2 separate regions of the Homo sapiens genome follow, and region 2 is linked to region 1. The links are chromatin loops, found by intact Hi-C in ENCODE. Cell type or tissue: breast epithelium. All regions are shown on one strand. Each heading gives the region's core, and the rest is flanking DNA. Links, peaks and the distances in the headings are about the cores only. Region 1 overlaps ZC3H7B (zinc finger CCCH-type containing 7B). Region 2 holds the start of L3MBTL2-AS1 (L3MBTL2 antisense RNA 1).

Region 1 (11,269 bases), core at 1,156-9,155:
CCATGGGATCTCACCAGCCTGGTGACCCAGGGTCCCGGGAGGCTGGGCAGGGAGCACCAGACTGGGAGTCTAGAGGCCTGGACTGTCGCAGCTCTCCTCTGCTTGATCTTGAACAAGACACCCACCCCTCAGGCCCAGCCCCACACTGTGCTGAGCACTGCAGAGACGGCAACACACAGACATGGCCTGGGATTGCTAAGGAGTGATGGGGACAAACAGATCTGTAACTCAACTCCACTCTCCAGGCACCAAAGAGGCCACAGCACTGTGCAACCTGTCCAGGGAGGTTGAACGGGCCCACCCATGGCCTTACCCATGAAGGAGTCAGGTTTGTCCAGGGAGCCTCGTGTCGACCCAAAGCTGTCGAGTGCATCCAGCCGGGTCTCCGAGTACGGCAGCAGGTCCAGGGGGTCCAGCGTGGGGCCCGGGGGATCGAGGGCATCCAGCACAGAGGCGGCCAGCTTCTTGGAGGGGTCCATGACCAAGCCGAAGGAGGCGGGGGGCAGTGGGCTGGAGACAGGGATGGAGCCACCCACCACAGGTGGTAGCAGTGGGGTCCCGCCGGGGAACACGGGTATCAGCTGGGGCAACTCACTAGGCACGCCGCTGCCAGACAGGCCACCCTGGACCAGAGACTATGAGGCAGGGACAGAGGGAGGGGTCAGAGGAAAACAGGACTGCCCAGGCCTGGGCAGCATCAGGACTTGGGGAAGCAAGGAGACCTGCACCCTGTCGCCTGGCTTCATCCTGTCCCATGTGGGAGCAGGGCTCACTATGGTCCCTTCTGGCCAGACATTGTGCAGCTTCATTTCTTTTTTTTTTTTTGAGACGGAGTCTTGCTCCACTGCCCAGGCTGGAGTGCAGTGGTGTGATCTCGGCTCACTGCAACCTCCGCCTCCCGGGTTCAAGCGATTCTCCGGCCTCAGCCTCCTGAGGAGCTGAGACCACAGGCATGTGCCACCATGCCCGGCTAATTTTTGTATTTTTAGTAGAGAGGGGGTTTCACCACGTTGGCCAGGCTGGTCTCGAATTCCTGACCTCAAGTAATCCGCTGCCTTGGCCTCCCAAAGTATTGGGATTACAGGCGTGAGCCACCGTGCCCAGTGTGCAGCTTCATTTCTGTACCAAACAAGTCCCTACTGAGGCCTCCTCCTGAGACACATGACATGAGCATTGGGGCCTTCCCTCCACCCCTGGGACAATGGGGACACAGCGGGGAGAGGGGATCAGGGGAGCACAAGGAGGGTGGTGTGGCTCACCAGCGAGTCCAGGAGGGTGTCCAGCTCTGGGCCAAAGACATCCCCGTCTGAGAAGTCATCCAGGCTGTCGGTGCTGGGGAGGGTCCTGCTGCTGTCCAGGGGGGCCAGCAGGTCCAGAACGTGAGGGAACAGGGGCATCGTGGGCGTGGAGGGGAGAAGGGCTGGGGAGCCTCGAGGGTCCACGTAGCAGTCTGCGGATGGGGTGGGCAAGAGCCGAAGGGGAGCACTGCTTGGTGAGGGTGGAGGAGGCGTCCCGGGCCCCGTGATGCTCATCCAACACTTTCCCTTCTTCTTTCAGCTCTTGCCAGGAGCCCTGCCTTCCCCATCGGCTGATCCCACTGGCAGATGCTCAGGGGGTGGTCAAGGAAGGCCACAGCCCCAGAGCAGGGAGGGGCCCTCAGTCCTATGATGTCAATCCTTGGCCCAGGCTCAATGCCTAAATGTCCACCACTGCTGCCTCCTTCTTCTGGGGTAAGCAATGCCCTCTCCAGGGGACACTCTTAAAAGGCAACCTTTTCTGGAAGCCAATGAGGAAGAGGAGGGGAAAGGGCTTTGGAAGAGGTGGGGGTGTGCAGGCAGCCAGGAGTGAAGGCCATGGGACTGTTGCACCTAGCTAAGAGGCAGCACCCCTCTCTGCCAGACTAGAGATGCCCTCCCCTCCTTGAGTGGGTCTGTAGCTCTCAACCCACTGTTTTCTCCCATGCCTCAGGGAGTACCAGGGTGGGGAACCCCTCGGAGGCCCTCCCATCTACAGGGCTGGGATGGGGAGGGGGCTCGACTCCCCTGACCTCTCGGGGCCCCAATTTCCACTTGTTCCCTCGTATCGGGGACATTACCTGTTTCGATGTCATCTATGGACCCCAATCCATTAGAAGTTCCCTGTGGGGAGAGGGCCACAGTGGCGCTGTGGCTGGGAAGGCCCCGATCCCAGCACCCAGCACCAGCCCCTCCCCACGTGACTATGCTGTTGACCCAGCACCGAGGAGCACTTAGAGTGCCAGGGGAGATTAAAGCCCTCACATGCGGCCAGGCGTGGTGGCTTATGCCTATAATCCCAGCACTTGGGGAGGCTGAGGTGGGTGGATCACCTGAGGTCAGAAATTCAAGACCAGCATGGCCAACATGGTGAAACCTCATCTCTACTAAAAATACAAAAATTAGTCGGGCATGGTGGCAGGAGCCTGTAACCCCAGCTACTTGGGAGGCTGAGGCAGGAGAATGGTTTGAACCCAGGAGGTGGATGTTGCAGTGAGCCGAGATCATGCCACTATACTCCAGCCTGGGCAACAGAGCGAGACTCTACCTCAAAAAAAAAAAAAAAAAGCCCTCACACGTGCTGGGTCCTCACCCCTGTGGTGCCCAGCAAGGGGCTGGATGGGCCAGCAGGTGGGGGCATGGGCTCAGTGGATCCCCACAGCTGTCCCTCTAGGGAGGGGTGGTTGAGGGCAGGGAGAGAACCTCTGAGTCTTGGTTCCACCCACCACAGGGCAGGGTCCTCACCCCGGTGAAGGTGGCAAGGGTCTTAGCAAGCCTCCCCCCACAGCACCACAGATGGCCTGCAGTTCAAAGACAAAAGTGCCCCCTCCCTGAGTCCCCAGGCTCTCCTCTCCCACGGTAGCCCCAGGCCCCCCAGGAAGCAGAGAAGGGCATAAACCCAGGTGGGATCCCACTGCCTTCCTGCTGGAGGAAAGCTGGGCCTGAGCAGGCTGTACAACCTGGGCAAAGTTCCCCATCCACTCTGGGCCTGCTTCACTCACCGCTGGGGAAGGCTATCAGGATGAAATGACTTGCTATGTGTGAAGTGCTTAGAACGGGGCCTGGCACACAGGAAGTGCTTTGTGTTTTGGGTTTGTTTTTTTTTTTTGAGACAGAGTCTCACTCTGTTCCCTAAGCTGGAGTGCAGTGGCATGATCTTGGCTCACTGCAACCTCTACCTCCCGGGTTCAAGCAATTCTCCTGCCTCAGCCTCCCGAGTAGCTGGAATTACAGGCACCCGTCACCACGCCTGACTAACTTTTTTGTATTTTTATTTTGTATTTTTATTTATTCTTTTTTGAGATGGAGATTTGCTCTTGTTGCCCAGGCTGGAGTGCAATGGTGCGATCTTGGCTTACCGAAACCTCTGCCTCCCAGGTTCAAGCGATTCTCCTGCCTCAGCCTCCCAAGTAGCTGGGATTACAGGCATGCGCCACCATGCCTGGCTAATTTTTGTATTTTTAGTAGAGATGGGGTTTCTCCATGTTGGTCAGGCTGGTCTTGAATTCCGGACCTTAGGTGATCCACCTCCCTCAACCGCCCAAAGTGCTGGGATTACAGGCCTGAGCCACCACACCCAACTTTTTTTTTTTGAGATGGAGTCTCGTTTGGTCACCCAGGCTGCAGTGCAATGGTGTGATCTCAGCTCACTACAACCTCCGACTCCCACATTCAAGTGATTCTCTAATCTCGGCCTCCTGAGTAGCTGGGATTACAGAAGCATGCCACCATGCCCAGCTAATTTTTGAATATATATATATATTTTTTTTCTTTGAGATGGAGTCTCACTCTGTAGCCCAGGCTGGAGTGCAGTGGCACGATCTCAGCTCACTGTAAGCTCCGCCTCCTGGGTTCATGCCATTCTCCTGCCTCAGCCTCCAGACTAGCTGGGACTACAGGCACCCGCCACCACGCCTGGCTAATTTTTTGTATTTTTAGTAGAGATGGGGTTTCACCGTGTTAGCCAGGATGGTCTCGATATCCTGACCTCGTGATCCACCCGCCTCGGCCTCCCAGAGTGCTGGGATTATAGGTGTGAGCCACCGCGCCCAGCTAATTTTTGAATTTTTTAGTAGAGATGGGGTTTCACCATGTTAGCCAGGTTGATCTCAAACTCCTGACTTCAAATGATCCACCCGCCTTGGCCTCCCAATGTGCTGGGATTACTGGCGTGAGCCACCGTGCCCGGCCTGTGTTGATTAGATGCACAGTTTCTGGAAGTTGGGCTGGGAGAGCTGCTGTTTCGTTCAACAGTTCCCACACTCCAACCTCCAGGCTGTGGTGCATCCTTCCCTGTCCTGAACACCCTCCCCTTTTTCTCTGAGTCCTTCACAGTCCAGCTCAAGTCCTGCTTCCCTGGTGAGGCCCTGGGTGGCCCCACCCTTTCTGTGTCCCCACGGAGAGCCGGATGGAGGACCAGACTCCACCACTAGCCTTCCTTTCCCAGGACCAGCAGCCACAGGACCAGCAGCTAGACTCATCCAGCATCCTGCCTCACGCCAGCCCAGGCCAGCATCTCACACCCACTGTGGGGTTTAGCCCTCGGTCCAGGCGCCCTGCGAGGTATCATCCCACGGCATGGAAATGTCAGCCCAGAAAGCTGCTATGCACAGATCAGAGCAGGGCTGTCTGACCCAAGAGCCTGTCCTGACTCTGTCCCCTGGAACTGTACACTCCCCCATCCATACCTGCACCAACACCCTGCACCTCCTTCCCACACCTGAGCCTGCCATAGAGCACATGGCAAATGTGTGCACTTCAGTCTCCGGAGTGTCTGCCCACCATAGATTGGCTGCCAAACCAAGGCCGCCACGCTGGATCACAGAGCTGCTATCCTCATGGTAAGTACATAAAGTCTTTGAGGGAAAGAGAGGTACCAGATGAACATCTCTAGGGAAAGCGGTGATTCTCCCTGCTAGATCCTGCCCATGGCTCCCAGGCCACGCAGGACAAAGTCACCTTCTCAGCCCTCCTGCCCATGCCATCACCCCAGCCTGCCAGGCTCACTGTTCCTGCCCTTCTGCATGGCACTCCTTCTGGTGACATCTGTTTGGCAACAAAGGTCTATGGAGCTCTATCTCTTCTGCAGACGCCCTGCTGGGAGCTTTCACATTGACCCATTGTAATTCTATAACCCCCACAAAATGGCAGGTACCGGACCCCTGCAAAAGAGAAGGAAGCCAAGGCTCTGAGGGGTGGAGTGGCCTGCGTAGATAAGGAGCGTGCTCAGGATCTGATCCAAAGCACGTTCCACTGCAGAGCCCAGGCTATTCCGAGCCCCATAGGAGGAACTGGTCTTGTGATCTGGGGTGTCTGTCTCTTTTGCTGCTTAGCCTTTGTGCAGGCTGTGCTCCTGGTCATGAGTGCCATTTCCCCCTCTCCAGCTCTCCCTTCCTCTTAGTCTTGCTTCCCTGGCTCGCTGAAGCCCTTTCCAACCAAGGCTGCCTTGGGCTCTCTGTTCCTGGAACTCACAGCCCTCCTTGCATCTTGTTCCCCACGATGCCAGGGACAGCTCTTGCACAGACACTGTCTTGCAGGGCCTCTGCCTGGCTCCTAGGTCATAAGAAGCTCCCTGTGGGCACAGCCTGGTCCATCCCCACTTCCAGGTGCACATGTGAAATGACCAGCCGGCTGAATGAATATGGTGCTCATGGTGGAGAACCTACAGGGACCCCTGCAGCCTGCATTTACTTGTGTCTGTGCACAACTCACGGAAGGCCAGGGGCTCTGGCTGGGACACCACCCTGCCCTCATGTGTCCTAGGGCACTCCGTTTGTGCATGTGCACATGTGTGTGCTCACATGTGTGCTGTACCATGTTGGGCAAACTGAGTTCATGAGGCAGGGTCTGAACTGGTCCTCTCCACTGTGGGCTTCTTAGAGCCCTCCCTAACCATGCCCTCCTGACCTCTATGAATGTGCAGGAGGAGCCCAGCAAGATTGCAGGGATGGGTGAACAGCCTGGCAGGGACTGGGGGGGGCCTGGTGCCAGGTATGGCACCATCTGTGGTCATCTGGCTGCAGACTAAGCAAGGCTTTGCGGCCTTGGCCCTGGAGAGCTGGGCATTCAGCCCATATTTGCTGTGGCCCCCTGGCCGCAGTCATTCAATCATTCAACAAATATTTTTTGAGCATCTGCTGTGCCTGCCCAGCCCAGCTCCACTTGCTGTGATGAGACGCTACCTTGGTGCTCTATTCCCAGTGTCTGAACTGACACTGGGTACAAAGCAGTGCTCAATAAATACCTTCCGAATAAATGAATAGAATTAATGCTGCCTCCCCTCAATGCCTTCCCAATGCTAAGACTGAGCTTCTTATCAGGGGTCAAGCGGTCTGGCTTCTATCTCCTGTTCCAGGACCCCCAGCTCTGCCTTGGTGTTGGTTCCTCCCACACTCTGAGCTCCTCCAGGCCTCAGGGCCTTTGCACATACCTTCCACCTGGTCTGGAATGCTGTTTCACCTGCACACCCTGCCCCTAACTCTTCAACCTTCCGGTCTCAGCTTAAATGTCACTGAATCCTGTCTAAATCAGGGCTCCCAGTCTCAATGGCCCAGGTCTCCCCATACTCTGCCTTCACAGCCCTCATCACAGTTTGAAACCAGAAATGATCTGCCTAATGTCCTAATGTCCATCCTAGACTGTGAGCTCTTTGAGGGCAGGAAACAGATTTGTTTTGTTTATCACATACCCAACCCCAAGCTCAGTGCTTGGCCCATACTGGGTAAACTTAGACAAATCACCTTTCATTCATTTAATGTTTTCTCGTTGGAGCACCTGGTATGTGCCAGGCCTAATAATTTCTTTTATTTTTCAGATGGAGTCTCATTCTGTCTCTCAGGCTGGAGTGTAATGGCGCGATCTCGGCTCACTGCAAACTGTGCCTCCTGGGTTCAAGTGATTCTCCTGCCTCAGCCTCCCAAGTAGCTGGAACTACAGGCACATGCCACCATGCCCGGCTAATTTTTGTATTTTTGGCAGGGATGGGGTTTCATTATGTTGGCCAGGCTGGTCTTTAACTCCCGAAATTAAGTGATCACCCACCTCGGCCTCCCAAATTGCTGGGATTACAGGCATGAGCCACCATGCCTGACCTATAATTTCTGATTATAAACCATGAGTGCTACAAAGGCAGATCATCAACTGCCTACTTTGCAGGCTGGGAGGTCCCTGAGGGCAAGGACGCAGCTCTCTCAGGCCCAGGGCCGAGAGTGTTTTGTGGGCCTCCTTATGGAATGAATGAAAGAAAGTGCTGCAAAGCTCTGGAGGAGGGAGGCCTGCTGCTGCCTCGCTGTGTGACACTGGCCCCGTCCCCTCCCCACTCTGTGCCTCAGTTTCCCTTAATGTACAAGGTGGCAGGACCCCAGGCTCCATCAGTGCTCTTATAGCCCATCTCTCACTTTCCAGAAAGCCTCAAAGTCTACCTGAGCAGCGGGCAGGGGTCTCAGTCGTGTGCCAGGCCCTGCCTCACCCCCCTGGGATGAGCCAGGCCTGACTGGGGTGCACAAGTGTCTTGGCCCTTGGGAGGAGTCCCCAACTCAGGACAGCACAGCAGCTATCCACAGTGACTGCCCACTGCATTTCCTGCTGGGTCGTGTGTGCCAGGTTATCAAGCACTTTCCTCCCTTGTTCCCGTTGAGGGATGGTCCGCATTTCAGAATGCAGAAACTGAAGGACCTGCCCAAGGCTGCAGGGCCCAGTTGGGCTCTTCCTTGTCAGAGTCCTCAGTCTCGGCTGCCCCTCCCAAGCAGAGTCACTGAGCCAGGGAGAGCAGGATGGGTTTCGGCAGGGGCATGCCCTTGAGCTGGGCTTTGAAAAGCGAAAAGACAGAGAAAGGCAGGGTGGGGAAGAGGAAGACATTTGAGGCCCAGGGGCCTGAACCTGCAGAAAGGCTGGTGAGAAAAAAGGCAACACAGCAGGAAATGTGGGGCAGGAGGCAGAAGGAAGGCGTGTGGGACCAGGCTGCCCAGACTGTGTCCTGGCCAGGGTTCAAGAGTGAGGCTGCCCCCGGCGGCTCCCCGGCAATGACCACTCCCTGCCAACAGCAGCCATGGCCTGTCCCCACATCCTGCCCCCGTGGACACGGGAGGTACCTCCTAGGGAGGCGGAGGCCCCTGGACCCACTGCCTGAGGTCATTTATACCCGGAGAGAGTGAATCCAAACCTCTCATAATGGATAAACTGAGACAGGTTGGTTCAGCCCCGATCCTACCTGATCTGCCACGCCAGCCGCAGTGCCGTTACTGAGCAGAGAAAAGGTTTCCAATTCCTGCCAGAGATTGGAGAGAGGTGGGCAGAGGTAAAGATTCTGAAAAGATGCTCAAGGTCCCCTTAGCTGGGGCAGCAAAGAGGCCCTGACACAAGCAGCTGGGGTCTGCAGCGCCCCCGAGAGTCCCTGTCCCCAGGCCTGCCGGAAATCAACTGCTCTGTCTCTCTGGGTCAGATTCTGGGGTTTTCTTCTTCCAACCTTGACCTGGGCAGAGGACCTCCCTGCACACCTCTACTGTGTGTCAGGCACCATGCTAGGCACCATCTCAAACATTCTATTTTTTTATTTGTTAATTTTTAAATTTTTTCTGAGACAGAGTCTCACTTTGTCCCCTAGGCTGGATGCAATCTCGGCTCTCTGCAGCCTTGACCTCTGGGGTTCATGTGATCCTCCCACCTCAGCCTCCCAAGTAGCTGAGACTACAGGCATGCACCACCACACCAGGCTAATTTTTGTACTTTTTGTAGAGATACGGTTTCGCCATGTTGCCCAGGCTGGTCTTGAACTCCTGAGCTCAAGCAACCTGCCCACCTCGGCCTCCCAAAGTACTACGATTATAGGCATGAACCACTGCACCCGGCCCATTTGCTCTCTCTTTTTTTTTTTTTTTTTTTTTGAGGCAGAGTCTCGCTCTGTTGCCCAGGCTGGAGTGCAGTGGCACGATCTCTGCTCACTGCAAGTCCCGCCTCCTGGGTTCACACCATTCTCCTGCCTCAGCCTTCAGAGTAGCTGGGACTACAGGCGCTCGCTACCACCCCCGCTAATTTTTTCGTATTTTTAGTAGAGACAGGCTTTCACTGCGTTAGCCAGGATGGTCTGGTCTCGATCTCCTGACCTCGTGATCCTCCCACCGCGGCCTCCCAAAGTGCTGGGATTACAGGCATGAGCCACCGCGCCCGGCCTTTTATTTATTTATTTTTTTTGAGACAGAGTTTCGCTCGTTGCCCAGGCTGGAGTGCAATGGTGCGATCTTGGCTCACCGCAACCTCCGCCTCCCGGGTTCAAGTGATTCTCAGCTGGGCGCGGTGGCTCACGCTTGTAATCCCAGCACTTTGGGAGGCTGAGGCGGGCGGATCACGAGGTCAGGAGATCGAGACCACGGTGAAACCCCATCTCTACTAAAAATATAAAAAATTAGCCGGGCGTGGTGGCGGGCGCCTGTAATCCCAGCTACTCGGAGAGGCCGAGGCAGAAGAATGGCGTGAACCCGGGAGGCGGAGCTTGCAGTGAGCTGAGATCGCGCCACTGCACTCCAGCACTACAGCCTGGGTGACAGAGCGAGAGTCCGTCTCAAAAAAAAAAAAAAAAAAAAGTGATTCTCCTGCCTCAGCCTCCCGAGTAGCTGGGATTACAGGCATGTGCCACCACCCCAAGCTAATTTTTGTATTTTTAGTAGAGATGGGGTTTCTACATGTTGATCAGGCTGGTCTCAAACTCCTGACCTCAGGTGATCTGCCCGCCTTGGCCTCCCAACGTGCTGGGATTACAGGCATGAGGCACTGCGTCCAGCCCATCCATTCTCTCTTTTTAATCCTCCCATGAGCCCTCTGGGGTGGGCATAAATTATCTCCATCGTCCAGATGAGGAAACCAAGGTGGAAAGAGATGAACTAACTTGCTCAAGGTCACAGCAGAGACTCGAGTCACGAGTTTCCCTTGTGCAGCCTCCTGGCCCTCGGCAGGTACCAAATGAATCTATGTGGAACTGAACCAGCCAAACAGATACCAACACTTCAAATTTGCACCATATGGGTGTTGAGAACATAATGCTGAAGGACGCCAGTGTCAACTCAGGCCACCTCCAGGTGACTAAAGTCAGCCAGCACAGGGGAGGGAGTGGTTTTCAACAGTTGGAGTCTAAAGTGAGCTAGAAGCGGTGGCTGCTCTCTCCTTTTCCGAAAGGTTCCAGGGCTTTCAGCCAACAGACAAGGAAGATCACCTGCTGTCACTCCCCTCTGTCCTAACCCAGCCCTGGCCACCCTCACCCACCTTCCCCACGGAGCCTGGTCCCTCCCTTCAGACCTCCTCACGTCCACACCGACCCTCCCAGGGTCCCGAACCCACCTACCTGGGGCCTCTTATACGCCTTGCGAACTCGCAGCCCCAGTTTCTGGGCCAGCTCCTGACCAAGCTGAGTCACGCTTTCATCCTGCAGAGGACAAGACACAGGGCGGTGGGTCAGTCTGCCCGGGCTCACAAAGCTGTGCTCCTGGACACCTGTGCAGCCCTACGGAGGGAGGTCATAGTCACCCCATGTTATAGATGAGAAAGTGAGGCCCCAGGAGGTGTCCCTGGCTTGTCCAAGTCACACAGCTAGTGAGTGGTGGCACCAGGACCACCATCCCATGCTTCTGTTTTTCCTTTTATTTGGGGATGGAAAATGAATCATTTTGTTTTTATTTTAATATAATCTTTTTATTTCTAAAATTCAGCAAAAGTGACAATGTCACTGTAGAAGGGAAGAATGTTACAGGGACAGCAAGTGCTCCCTGGATCTCCCCCTTCACCCTAGGCTTCTCCAGGAGGGAATCACACTCTGCTGGGCTGATGTGTTTCCTTAGGGCTCTTTTCTAGGAATGCATGCATGCAGACCTATAAAGAATGCTTACTTCTGGCTGGGCACAGTGGCTCATGCCTGTAATCCCAGCACTTTGGGAGGCAGAGGTGGGCGGATCACCTGAGGTCAGGAGTTCAAGACCAGCCTGGCCAACATGGTGAAACCCCATCTCTACCAAAAATAGAAAAATTAGCCGGGCATGGTGGTGGGTGCCTGTAATCCCAGCTACCTGGGAGGCTGAGGCAGGAGAATCGCTTGAACTCAGGAGGCAGTGGTTGCAGTGAGCCAAGACTGCGCCGCTGCACTCCAGCCTGGACGACAGAGCAAGACCCTGTCTCAAAAAAAAAAAAAAAAAAGCTTAGTTTTGTTTTGTGGGGATTTGGGGATTGTCTCTTTCTTTTTGATTTTTTGAGATGGAGTCTTGCTCAGTCAC
Region 2 (11,269 bases), core at 1,565-9,564, 120 kb after region 1:
GCCCACACGTCGTGACCAACCCACTGGGTGGATCAGGGGGCTCCACATGTGGCACCAGAAGTCGTCGTCACTGTCACCATCCTCGTAGAGGAGCCGTAGGCGACCCCCGATTACTGTGTCCACCACAGCCATGCGAGTGCGTGACACCTGGGACTTGTCCACCACTTCCAGCCGCATGCCCTGCCTAAAGGGGTACTTCATGCTCTCCACCATCTGAAACGACGTCAGAACACAGGCCTGCTATGGCTCAGGGCTCTTCCCACCCACCCTCCTGCTCTGGTGAGTGGAGGACAGGGAAGGTGTGGTGTTATCCCCCACACTCAGTCAGTCGGGAGGTGGCAGATGAGACTGCCTGCGCTGCCAGGCTCACCTTGGCCCTGACTCCCTAGGAGGACACAGAGGGAGGCAACAGCTCTCCCTAGGAGGACACAGAGGGAAGGCACACGGCTTGCAGTGGGCATGCCACTTCTTGCCACCAAAACGCCAATGAGTTGATGCAAATCACAAAACGCACTTTAGACTAAGGAAAAGTGACCCAGAGGTCACGCCTGCCCAGAATTACACAGACTCATTTGTGCCAGAGCTGGGCCTGGAAGCTGGTGTGCAGCCTGTGCTCCTCATGGGCTCTGCACTCTGATCCCCAGGCATCCTGCCCTCCCCGCCCCCTCCCAGCCCTCTGCCTGTGGCACATACAAGACTCATGTCCAGAGAACTGAGTCTTCCTGTGTCCCTTTCTGACCCTGATGGGCTGCAGCTCTGCAGTGCTTTCACAGTGCCTTGGTAGCAACTGACCTAATGAGGGATGGTGACCAAGATGCCCTCGAGCTGCTCTACAGAGAGCCATGGTGCTGGGGTACAGAGGAGGAGGTTCTTTTTGTTCACTGTGACTTCAGTGCTGTCCTGCCTGGGGCAGGGAACAGGTAGGGTGTAGGGCTTTTCCAGCCCCAGGGCACTGCTGGGTCAGGAAGAACCAGCCTAGACTAGACTAAGCAGTGCTATTTCCAAACACACCAGGAAGGAAAGCGTCTCAGAGGTCACAAAGCAGCCAACAGGCAAAGCTGACACAGGGGTCCTAAACCAGACAGACCCTCTGGCCCAGCTCAAGGGCTTGGGATACGTCCTGACACCAATTGCCTGTCCCACATCCGGTATCCCAGCAGCTCACTCAGGAGAGTGAGAGAAAACACAGGGTAAGGCCTGGCTCGGGGCCCCTCTGGGCTGCCTTCCCTGCCATGTTCTCTTCATCTACAGCCAACACAGTGCAGCCCACAATCCAACGCCATTTTTGTTAGTTTTTGTTTTTTTTTTTGAAATGGAGTCTCCTCGCTCTGTGGCCCAGACTGAAGTGCAGTGGCACGATCTCAGCTCACTGCAACTTCGGCCTCCCGGTTTCAAGCGATTCTCTCACCTCAGCCTCCTGAGTTAGCTGGGATTACAGGCGCATGCCACCACACCCAGCTAATTTTTGTATTTCTAGTAAAGACAGGGTTTCATCATGTTGGCCAGGCTAGTCTGGAACTCCTGCCCTCAGGTGATCTTCTGACCTCGGCCTCCCAAAGTGCTGGGATTACAGGAGTAAGCCACTGTGCCGTGCCTAGCTAATGTTTTTTTTTTTTTTCAAGAGACGAAGTCTCACAGTGTTGCCCAAGCTGGTTTCAGACTCCTGGCCTCAAGTGATCCTCTTGCCTTGGCCTCCCAAAGTGCTGAGACACTGAGACAGGTATGAGTCACTTTTACCATGTATATATGTGACTTTTTAATTTTTACTAAATCATTTCTTAAAATTAAATGCCACAAAGATGATTCTGTGCCACACAGGAGTCCTACACCAGACAGAATCAGACAGCCCAGAGGCGCCCCAGACTGGGCTTTACCCTGTGCTGTGCCAGGCACATCCCTGGCTCAGAACCGAGGCTATATTACAATTACTTGTGTGCATGGCTTTTGTTTCCTCTGCCAGACTAGAGATTTCTGGATGGCAGGGTCTGTATTCTTTGTATTCCCACAGTGCCTTGTAAACAAGTATGTAAGGCTGGGCATGGTGGCTCATGCCTATAATCCCAGCACTTTGGGAGGCCGAGGCAGGTGGATCACTTGAGGTCAGGAGTTCGAGACCAGCCTGGCCAATATGGTGAAACCCCATCTCTACTAAAAATACAAAAATTAGCCAAGTATGGTGGTGTGTGCGCACCTGTAATCCCAACTACTCGGGAGGCTGAGGCAGAAGAATTGCTTGAACCCAGGAAGCGGAGGTTGCAATGAGCCAAGATTATGCCACTGCACTCCAGCCTGGGCAACAGAGCGAGACTCTATCTCAAAAAGAAAAAAAAGGCTGGGCGCGGTGGCTCATGCCTGTAATCCCAGCACTTTGGGAGGCCGAGGCAGATGGATCACGAGGTCAGGAGATTGAGACCATCCTGGCTACCACGGTGAAACTCCATCTCACTAAAAATACAAAAAAATGAGCTGGGCGTGGTGGGCGCCTGTAGTCCCAGCTACTTGGGAGGCTGAGGCAGGAGAATGGCGTGAACCCAGGAGTCAGAGCTTGCAGGGAGCCGAGATCGCGCCACTGCACTCCAGCCTGGGGGACAGAGCGAGACTCCGTCTCCCAAAAAACAAAAAAGTATGTTAATAAAATCTATTGAGTGAACACTTCTGAAAAATTCTATGAGCAAAGGTAAGGTTCCGGAAGAGCAAAAGGCAGACAAAGCAGCATGACTGGAGCAGTAGGAGCAGAGTCTGGGTGGGGCAGTGGCCGACGCCAGGCTAGAAAGGCAGATGGCAACCACGTAGCAGCAGCATTTGTCTCTAGCCTTGCAAAATGTGGAGCTGCTGAAGATCATCAGGCAAGGGGTCTTAGGTAACATGCTCCAGTGAGTGGCATGCAGGATGCAGAAAAATGGAAGAGCGGAAGGAGGCACATCAGTTAAGGGCTCACTGCCGACCTTGATGTGGAAATCCACGGGAAGCGTCCTGGAGCCCACCAGCCGTTTCATGAGGTAGCCCTTCCAGTCGGTGAACTTGGCATGGATGGCTGTGGAGGCACCAGCAGAATCCTGGTTACACAGACTGACAAACCTCCACTGACAGGGGCGCTAGCGCCGACCCAGAGTGGGGACCCCTCAGCAGTGGGGACTGAAAATAGCTGCCTCTTCAGGCCAGCAATGACTTCATCTGAGAACATCAGATTCCACACGTGGATCTGCCCCCAGGCCTCTGGGATGGGGAGGGCAGGAAGCCAGGGGGCAAGTGGATTCTGTTCTAACAAGACAGAGGACTCCCATTCTACCTAACACAAGCAGAGGACTCTCCCTCTACCAGGGGCCCTACGGGAACAAGAGAGGAAATGTTCTCATCAACTCACTCCGTGGGGGCACTAGGATCTTGCTGTTGATGGCACACCAGCCAATGGGGTGGACATCCACTGTTCCCAGGTTGCACCAGAAGTCATGGCTGGCGTCATTTTCAAAGCCTTCATACCGAAGCAGCACCCGATACCCTGAAAGGAAAGGAAAGGGCACCTGTGAGGGAGGGTGAGCTGGGGAAGGTATGTTCTGTTTTTTTTTTTTTTTTCTGAGACGAAGTCTTGCTCTGTCGCCCAGGCTGGAGTGCAGTGGCGCCATCTCAGCTCACTGCAAGCTCCACCTCCAGAGTAGCTGGAACTACAGGCGCCTGCCACCACGCCCGGCTGATTTTTTTTTGTATTTTAAATAGAGACGGGGTTTCACCGTGTTAGCCAGGATGGTCTCGATCTCCCGACCTCGTGATCTGCCCTCCTCGGCCTCCCAAAGTGCTGGGATTACAGGCGTGAGCCACCGGGCCTAGCTTGGGGAAGGTATGTTCTTAAGCCTTCTCTTTTCTCTAGCCTAAGCTGGACTTCTGGCACCTATACTTCCAGGCAAGTGGATTCCTGTTGTCCACAACAGTCCTAGCCAAACAAATTCATGCTCCTAGTTCGGAAAGCATTATGGAATGGTGCTGAGAGTTAATTCTCTATAACCTGATCATCCTTGGAATGAATTTTACTTTTTAAATTTTTTCATTTTTTATAGAGACAGTATCTCACTATATTGCCCCGTCTGGTCTCGAACTCCTGAGCTCAAACAATCCTCCTGCCTCTGCCTCCAAAGTGCTGGGATTAGAGGTGTGAGCCACGAAACCTGGCCCTGGAACAAACTTTAAAAATTGGGGTTTCCAGCCAGGCACGGTGGCTCACGCCTATAATCCCAGCACTTTGGGATGCAGAGGATCACCTGAGGTCAGGAGTTTGAGACCAGCCTGGCCAAGATAGTGAAACCCCGTCTCTACTAAAAATACAAACATTAGCCGTGTGTGGTGGCCAGGTGGCCTGTAGTCCCAGCTATTCGGGAGGCTGAGGCAGGAGAATCGCTTGAACCCAGGAGGTGGAGGTTGCAGTGAGCCGAGATCGTGCCACCGTACTCCAGCCTGGGTGACAGAGCAAGACACCATCTAAAAAAAACAAAATAACAAAAACAAACAAAAAAATTTGGGGTTTCCAAGCCTGCCAAGCTCTGTGTTCCCTTCTCCGGTAAAAGAATCCTTAGAAGTGGGGCAAAAATTCCAGTGGGTGGGATTTTTGTTTTATGAAGCCAACTCCTGCCTACAACACTGTTCACCCATCTAGAGATGTCACTCTGCAGACACATCCCTGGCCCTGCCCTGGCCAAACACTCACCTGCTGTCTGGATGACAGAGGCGATCCAGTACACCCGGCTGGGGAGCACAGCATCACTGTTGAGCACCTCCACCTTCATCCCTTTCATCACATCCTCCCACTGGTCATAGAGTGGGACCTGTGTGGCGATGAGAGTGTACCGAGAGAGTGAGCTAACTGTGCTAGCAGGGGAGACAGACTGCCTCACGGCCTCAGTCAAGTCCTCGTTTGCACCTCAACTTTTCACATCACCCACTGTGTGCAGAACCAGCTACTAGAGATAAAGAGATGAGGTCTCCTGTCCTTGAAGAGCTAAGCCGGGAGTAGAGGTGGAGGTGGTGGGATGCAGGGTGATGGCTAGAGACCCAGAGTCAGACAGAACCGAGTCCTAAAATCTTTATAGGACTGGTTTCTTACTGTATCATTTTGGGCACATGATGCCTTGGTGAGCCTCGATCCCTTCGTCCCTGTGCCAGCCCGAGCAATGGCAGGGCGCTGATATTAGCACAAATATACTTTCCTTCAATCATCATACAAACCTGGGCTGTGGGCATTATGACCCCCTTGTTTACACACAGCCATCCACCTGCAAGTTTACTCTCTACCTCCCCTCCTACTGAAATGCTCCAGGGGGCCAGGCATGGTGGCTCACGCCTGTAATCCCAGCACTTTGGGAGGCCGAGACGGGCGGATCACCTGAGGCTGGGAGTTCGAGACCAGCCTGACCAACATGGAGAATCCATGTCTCTACTAAAAATACAAAATTAGCCGGGCGTGGTGGTGGCACATGCCTGTAATCCCAGCTACTCCGGAGGCTGAGGCAGGAGAATCGCTTGAACCTGGGAGGGGGAGGCTGCTGTGAGCTGAGATAGTGCCATTGCACTCCAGCTCTGGGCAACAAGAGTGAAACTCCCATATCGAAAAAATAAATAAAATAAAATAAAGTGCCCCAGGACAGCACTGGACTGTTTCAGTTGCCTTCCCAGTACCTAATCCTCACTTTCCTGCCAATGGTACTTTTGATTCTCCTTTGGGAGAATCACTTTTTTTAGAGTCTTGCTCCGTCACCCAGGCTGGAGTGCAGTGGCGCAATCTCAGCTCATTACAACCTCCGCCTCTCAGGTTCAAGGGATTCTCCTGTCTCGGCCTCCCAAGTAGCTGGGATTACAGGTGCCTGCCACCACTTCCAGCTAATTTTTGTATTTTTAGTAGAGATGGGGTTTCACCATGTTGGCCAGGCTGGTCTCGAACTCCTCACCTCAGGTGATCCACCCGCCTCGGCCTCCCAAAGTGCTGGGATTATAGGGGTAAGCCACTGCGCCTGGCCAAATTCACCTTTTTTATTCTCAGCCCTGGCTTCAGCCAGTTGAGGTATCCCATTCCATCTCCCTGGTCACTTGAGTTTAGTTCATCACAGAACCCGGACACAGTTGCGCTAGCCCAGGCACGCAGGGGCAGGCTTTTTACAAAGCAAATTGGATTATATGTGTTAGACACAAGGATGATGCAACTCCCTGGAAATGAAAATGCTGAAACTATTAGAGAATTCAGGGCAAAAAAGAGGCTCCCCCTCCAGCAGGAAGGAGGTGCACCTTCATTAGCCATTCAGAGACGAGAGGAGTGAGTTAGCTGAGTCAAGAAGCAGCTGTCATTGTTCAGGGCACTCCCCAGAGTTCAGTGGCAGTTCTGAAAGGAGGAGAGGAAGTGGCTTACTCTGGGTAAAAGACTCCCTACTTCCTCAAGACTAAAGAGGCCTCCTCCTGGATTTCCCGGAGCTTAGGGACGTGGTGTGAAGACAAAACAAGAGTGCTGTTGTGGGCTCTGCTCTCCCGGCCTGCAGGCTCCACACGTCACAGCTGCTGGATATTCGGTTCTTGCGCTCAAGCCCCGCCCCTAAGGGCCTTGCCCTTCGTTCTGGCTTTTACATGATCCGCATCGAGGAGCCTTTTACAGAAGTGGCTCCAGGAGCATCCACATCTGCCTCTCGGGGCCCACGGGGCCCAGGCCAGCTACAGAAGCACCCTGCTTTCCATGGGAAAATGCTGCAAATGGGGGAGAAAGGAGAGAAGGGTTTCAGACTGCAAAGACCCTTCGACATCAGCTAGCACCAAGTTCCATCATGTAAATAAACTGAAGGGCTTCAGACCGGGAGTGAAGCCAAGCAGGTGATAGAAGTGTTTGTAGGAGGATTTTTTTGACATAAACATGAAATGGAGCGAGTGGTAACGCCATCCGTCTCCTGCCCAGACCTCCCCACTGTCACTGTCCAGCCTGAAGCCGCCCTGGTGAAGCAGGTGGAGGAGCAGCTCCAGGCCCGGCTCCCCGGCCTCCCTCCCTCAGCTCCAGGGCACTCACGTGCTTGAAACAGCTGACGGGAGCAGCCTTGTAACTGTGATCCTTCAGGAACTTCCCCCAGTCGAAGCCCAAGACCAGAGCTGCAGAGCAGAGAGGACGAGTCAGACTAGGAGCCTGCGCAGCAGCCACTCCAGGAGCCTGGACCCCAAGGGCCCTGTGGGACCTGCAGAGGTAGGTCCCCCACCCCCAGCAGCCCCTCTCACAGCGCTGCCCACGACACCCTCCTTCACTCCCATACCTGATCCACCAGTGGCCATGAGGGACCACTGTTGAGGACTGAATTGAAAGGTGGCAAGACTCTCAGGAGTAGAGGAACATTCAAAGGGAAATTTCTCGCCCTTCTTCCCCCAAAGGGGAAAACTGAAATATCCCTGGGCTTAAATTCCTCCCTCCGCCCTGAACCTGATTGGCCACACCCAATCTAAATGTGGGGGAGGGGGTGCGCACACACCAGGGCCCCTCCAACTGAGCTCCGGCCTGCTGAGCTCAATTTCAGTTAGAAACTCAGAACAATGATAGCAGAGTTGCTTTATGCATACATTTAACTTGCTTAGCAATTGCTACACACTCAGAGAGAGGCTCCTTTCCTTATCCCACCACCCCTCTCCAAACCTGCCTTCAAACCATATCTGGGCCTTCGTTGCCCCAGGGAAACAGAAACCAAAAGGATAAAAGCAAAGAGAAACAAAAACAGCCAATTCTTGGCTTTTGAATTATCATGGGTAGGAGTCCTGATAATTTAAGGGTGTTTGAAGGCATTTTTCTGGGTAATTTCCACAATACCCAACAGGTGAGGAAGATGCAATCCGCAGTGACCCTGACTTAGGGCACTTTCTACCTGGCCGGTTTGCCCAGTCTTCATTCCTAGGAAAGGCCACCCCAAACCCAGTCTCCTCCCCAGCCACGGCAGCTTCCTAAGCAGGGCCCTCTGCTATCTTACCGTCTTGTCCTGTTGGTGTCCCATCTGCCAGCTGTCCTGTCCCTTGAGAGTGGAGGAAGGCTCCAATTTTGGCAGACCAGGCAGCCTTGTGCAGGACTTTGGCTTTTTTGGTCGGTGGTTTTCCCTGGAGAGGAGGACAGAGGCTATGTGTAGCCTGGCGGCTGGGATCATGAGTCTGGATTTGGGCCGCCAAGTTGAAGTCCTGGGCTTGGGCCAGTGACTTAACCTCTTTTGGGCTTCAGTTTCTTCATGTGTGAAACAGTGATGACAATAACAATCCTGAGCTCAGGGGGTGGTTGTGGGGAAGCGTCGGGGGTGCTAGGGGGTGCTAGGCAGTGCTGCAGAGCAGGGAGAGACCCATGTTCTATCTTTTAAGCCTTTCTGTCCTCCCAGATTCAAGTCTCAGTCATCTCCTTCCTCCAGTGTCGCTACTGATAGATCCAAAGCAAAGAATGGGCCTCACAGGGGCCCAGAAACGCTCATGAACTGGGAGGCAACCTTCTGTACATACGCGAATGTTTGGGAGAGGGTCCACATAGGCGAATGTTCGGGAGAGGGTCCACATAGGCGAATGTTCGGGAGAGGGTCCACATAGGCGAATGTTCGGGAGAGGGTCCACATAGGCGAATGTTTGGGAGAGGACCCACAGCTTTCATTAGGTACTCAAAGGGGGTCCTCCCTTTCCAAAGGGAATGGCCACTGATCTGGTCTGTATTTTGTAACTTAAGTACTGAACAGGAAGGCCAGGAATTTACTAAAGAGATCAGTGAAGCAGAAATCTGGGTTTAAGTCCCAAACAAACCTACAGGGCAAATCCCAGTTCTACAGTTTTTAGTTGTATACCTTTAAGTAAGTTACTAAAATTTCTGAGCCTTTATAAAAAGGAATTTTTTTAAAAATCAAATTTTTTAAGATCGTTAATTGGACTGAGAATGTCAAGCCCTTAGCAAGTACTCCCAAACCATAGCTATTAATATTACCAATATTATTCTTAGCTCTCGGAAGAGAGGGATCTTTCGGTGCCTTAAGTAAAATCTACAAAATGGGGAAACAATGGTAATTGTCTCACAAAGGCGACAGTGTATGAAGCAGTAAGCAGAAGGATCTGGGACACAGCAATTTCTAATAAACATCGGTGGTGCTCAAACTTCGCTGCACATTAGGATCACCTGGGAGCTCTTCCAATCTCTGTCCAGGCTACACACCATCCCAGTTAAATCAGAACCTTTCGGAGTAGGACCCAAGCATCAATATATTTTACATAATATTTTCCCCCCAGGCTGGAGTGCAGTGGCACGATCTCGGCTCACTGCAACCTCCACCTCCCAAGTTCAAGCGATTCTCCTGCCTCAGCCTCCCGAGTAACTGGGACTACAGGCGTACAACACCACGCCTGGCTAATTTTTGTATTTTTAGTAGAGACGGGGTTTCATCATGTTGGCTGGGATGGTCTCGATCTCCTGACCTCGTGATCCGCCCGCCTCGGTCTCCCAAAGTGCTGGGATTACAGGCGTGAGCCACCGTGCCCGACCAGCATCAATAATTTTTAAACTTTCCAGGTGATCCCAACATGCAGGCAAATTTGGGAAGCAGTGTTGCAGATGCTGGTCCCAGCTACTGGGAAACAAGGTAAGATGAGGCCCCTGAGATGAGGTTCCAGCCTCAATTCCGCCATTCTCCTCCTACAGAGCCACACTAGGTATGTCATTCTACCTCCTTGGACCTCAGTATACTTATCAATAAATGTGTGGGTTCAACACCACATCCAAGAATCTTTCCATCTCTAAAGATTCTATAAATATCAGTAATTTAGAAAATTGGCAAGACTTTCTAGGTAGCTGCCTGTGACATGGAGTCCGAGGAGGCATGGTCTTCCTGAAGCCACCGTGGCTGGTGAACCTTGGGCCTGTTTCCCAACTTCCTTTGAAAGGATTTATAAAAGTGTGGGGTGAAGACCAAGGGTGTCAGACTCCCCCATAGTTCTTGTTTAAAATGTACTGAATACACCAGACTCTGGGGGATGATGGTAGGTAATGGAGCGTAGCTTCAGGAACCTATAATTTAAAAAGCTCCACAAATGGATTCTACTGTCCTCTGAAGTTTGAGAACATAATAAATACCAGCTGGCCACAAGCAAGGACCTTTTCAAACTTTCCTGGCCCTGGCCTTCAGTCACTTGGTGGTTCCTGTCTCAGCACCAAAGGCACCGGGAAGGATCCAAGTGATTGCCTCTCACCTGTAACCTAGCCAAGATACTGGCTTTCTTGGAGTTGGAGGAGTAGCTCCTGGAGCAGGAGACGCTGCAGAACCTCTTGGTCTTGGAGAAGAAGGCTTCCCTTGTACCCACGATACCACACATCTCACAGACAGCTGGGAAGAGAACTTAGCACATGACTCACCCGATATGACCACCTCAAAGCAAACAAAGTGATGGGCCCTTCAAAACCTGGGGCACTGCATTAACCAGGTGAGCCCCTGCCCCCACAAAGGCTAATGGAATAAGAGGAGGAATGGGAGGTACTGGTGTGTATATCCTGAATCTACCTGAATGAAGTGCTGCTGCTTGGCCTCCCTTGGCTACAGATGTCAACAGAGGGGCTAATGGAAATCCATGAGGACGACTGGGGGAACAGGTGAGTGTTGAAAAGTTTGTCAGAGGAAAGTGAGAAGAAACTAGGCATGGTAGCTCCTGTCTGTAATCCCGGCAGTTTGGGAGGCCAAGGAGGGAGGATTGCTTGAGGGCAAGAATTTGAGACCATCCTGGGCAACATAGCAAGACCTTGTTGCCCAAAAAAAAAAAAAAAAGGCCAGGTGTGATTTGGCGGGGGGAAACTGCCTGAGCCCAGGAGGCTGAGGCTGCAGTGAGCCATGACTGCACCACTGTACCTCTAGCCTGGGCAACAAAGTAAGACACTGTCTCAAAAAAAAGCGAAAAAATTTATAGGAAGAAAAAGTGCCAAAGTCACTTAACCTCTGTGGCTCTATTTTCTCATCTATATAGTAAAGGGACTGAACTAGATCAGTGTTTTATTTATTTATTTTTGAGACGGAGCCTTGCTCTGTCACCCAGCCTGGAGTAGTACACTGGCGCAATCTTGGCTCACTGCAAGCTCTGCCTCCCGGGTTCACGCCATTCTCCTGCATCAGCCTCCCGAGTAGCTGGGACTACAGGCACTGCCACCACACCCAGCTAATTTTTTTGTGTTTTTAGTAGAGACGGGGTTTCACCATGTTAGCCAGGATGGTCTCAATCTCCTGACCTTGTGATCCGCCGTGTCGGCCTCCCAAAGTGTTGGGAT

What was found. Peaks named below come from ENCODE experiments on the same cell type or tissue, not always from the same donor. Only the 100,000 strongest peaks of a DNase experiment are listed, where the experiment ranks them.
Region 2: a loop joins it to region 1, with 2.7 times the contacts of the local background. A loop is called at or near these places in 2 of 110 quality-filtered maps.

Annotation. Positions count from the first base shown.
Region 1 is chr22:41,329,182-41,340,450 of GRCh38, reverse strand. It overlaps ZC3H7B (zinc finger CCCH-type containing 7B), which reads right to left. Exons shown (of 23, transcript NM_017590.6): 6 at 10,348-10,428; 7 at 8,224-8,280; 8 at 2,096-2,138; 9 at 1,260-1,450; 10 at 314-635. Among named protein-coding and RNA genes, the nearest start is that of ZC3H7B, 33 kb to the right of the region's middle. In breast epithelium, for the core only: no CTCF peak of the experiment used is centred there; no DNase peak of the experiment used is centred there.
Region 2 is chr22:41,212,964-41,224,232 of GRCh38, reverse strand. It overlaps L3MBTL2 (L3MBTL histone methyl-lysine binding protein 2), which reads right to left. Exons shown (of 17, transcript NM_031488.5): 3 at 10,207-10,340; 4 at 7,971-8,094; 5 at 7,031-7,110; 6 at 4,697-4,814; 7 at 3,365-3,499; 8 at 2,946-3,034; 9 at 1-213. It overlaps L3MBTL2-AS1 (L3MBTL2 antisense RNA 1), which reads left to right and starts at 6,606. Exons shown (of 3, transcript NR_148200.1): 1 at 6,606-7,201; 2 at 9,530-10,603. RefSeq lists enhancers at 5,038-5,734, 5,735-6,432. In breast epithelium, for the core only: no CTCF peak of the experiment used is centred there; DNase peaks (open chromatin) are centred at 6,292 and 6,497; H3K4me3 peaks cover 345 bases; H3K27ac peaks cover 2,017 bases.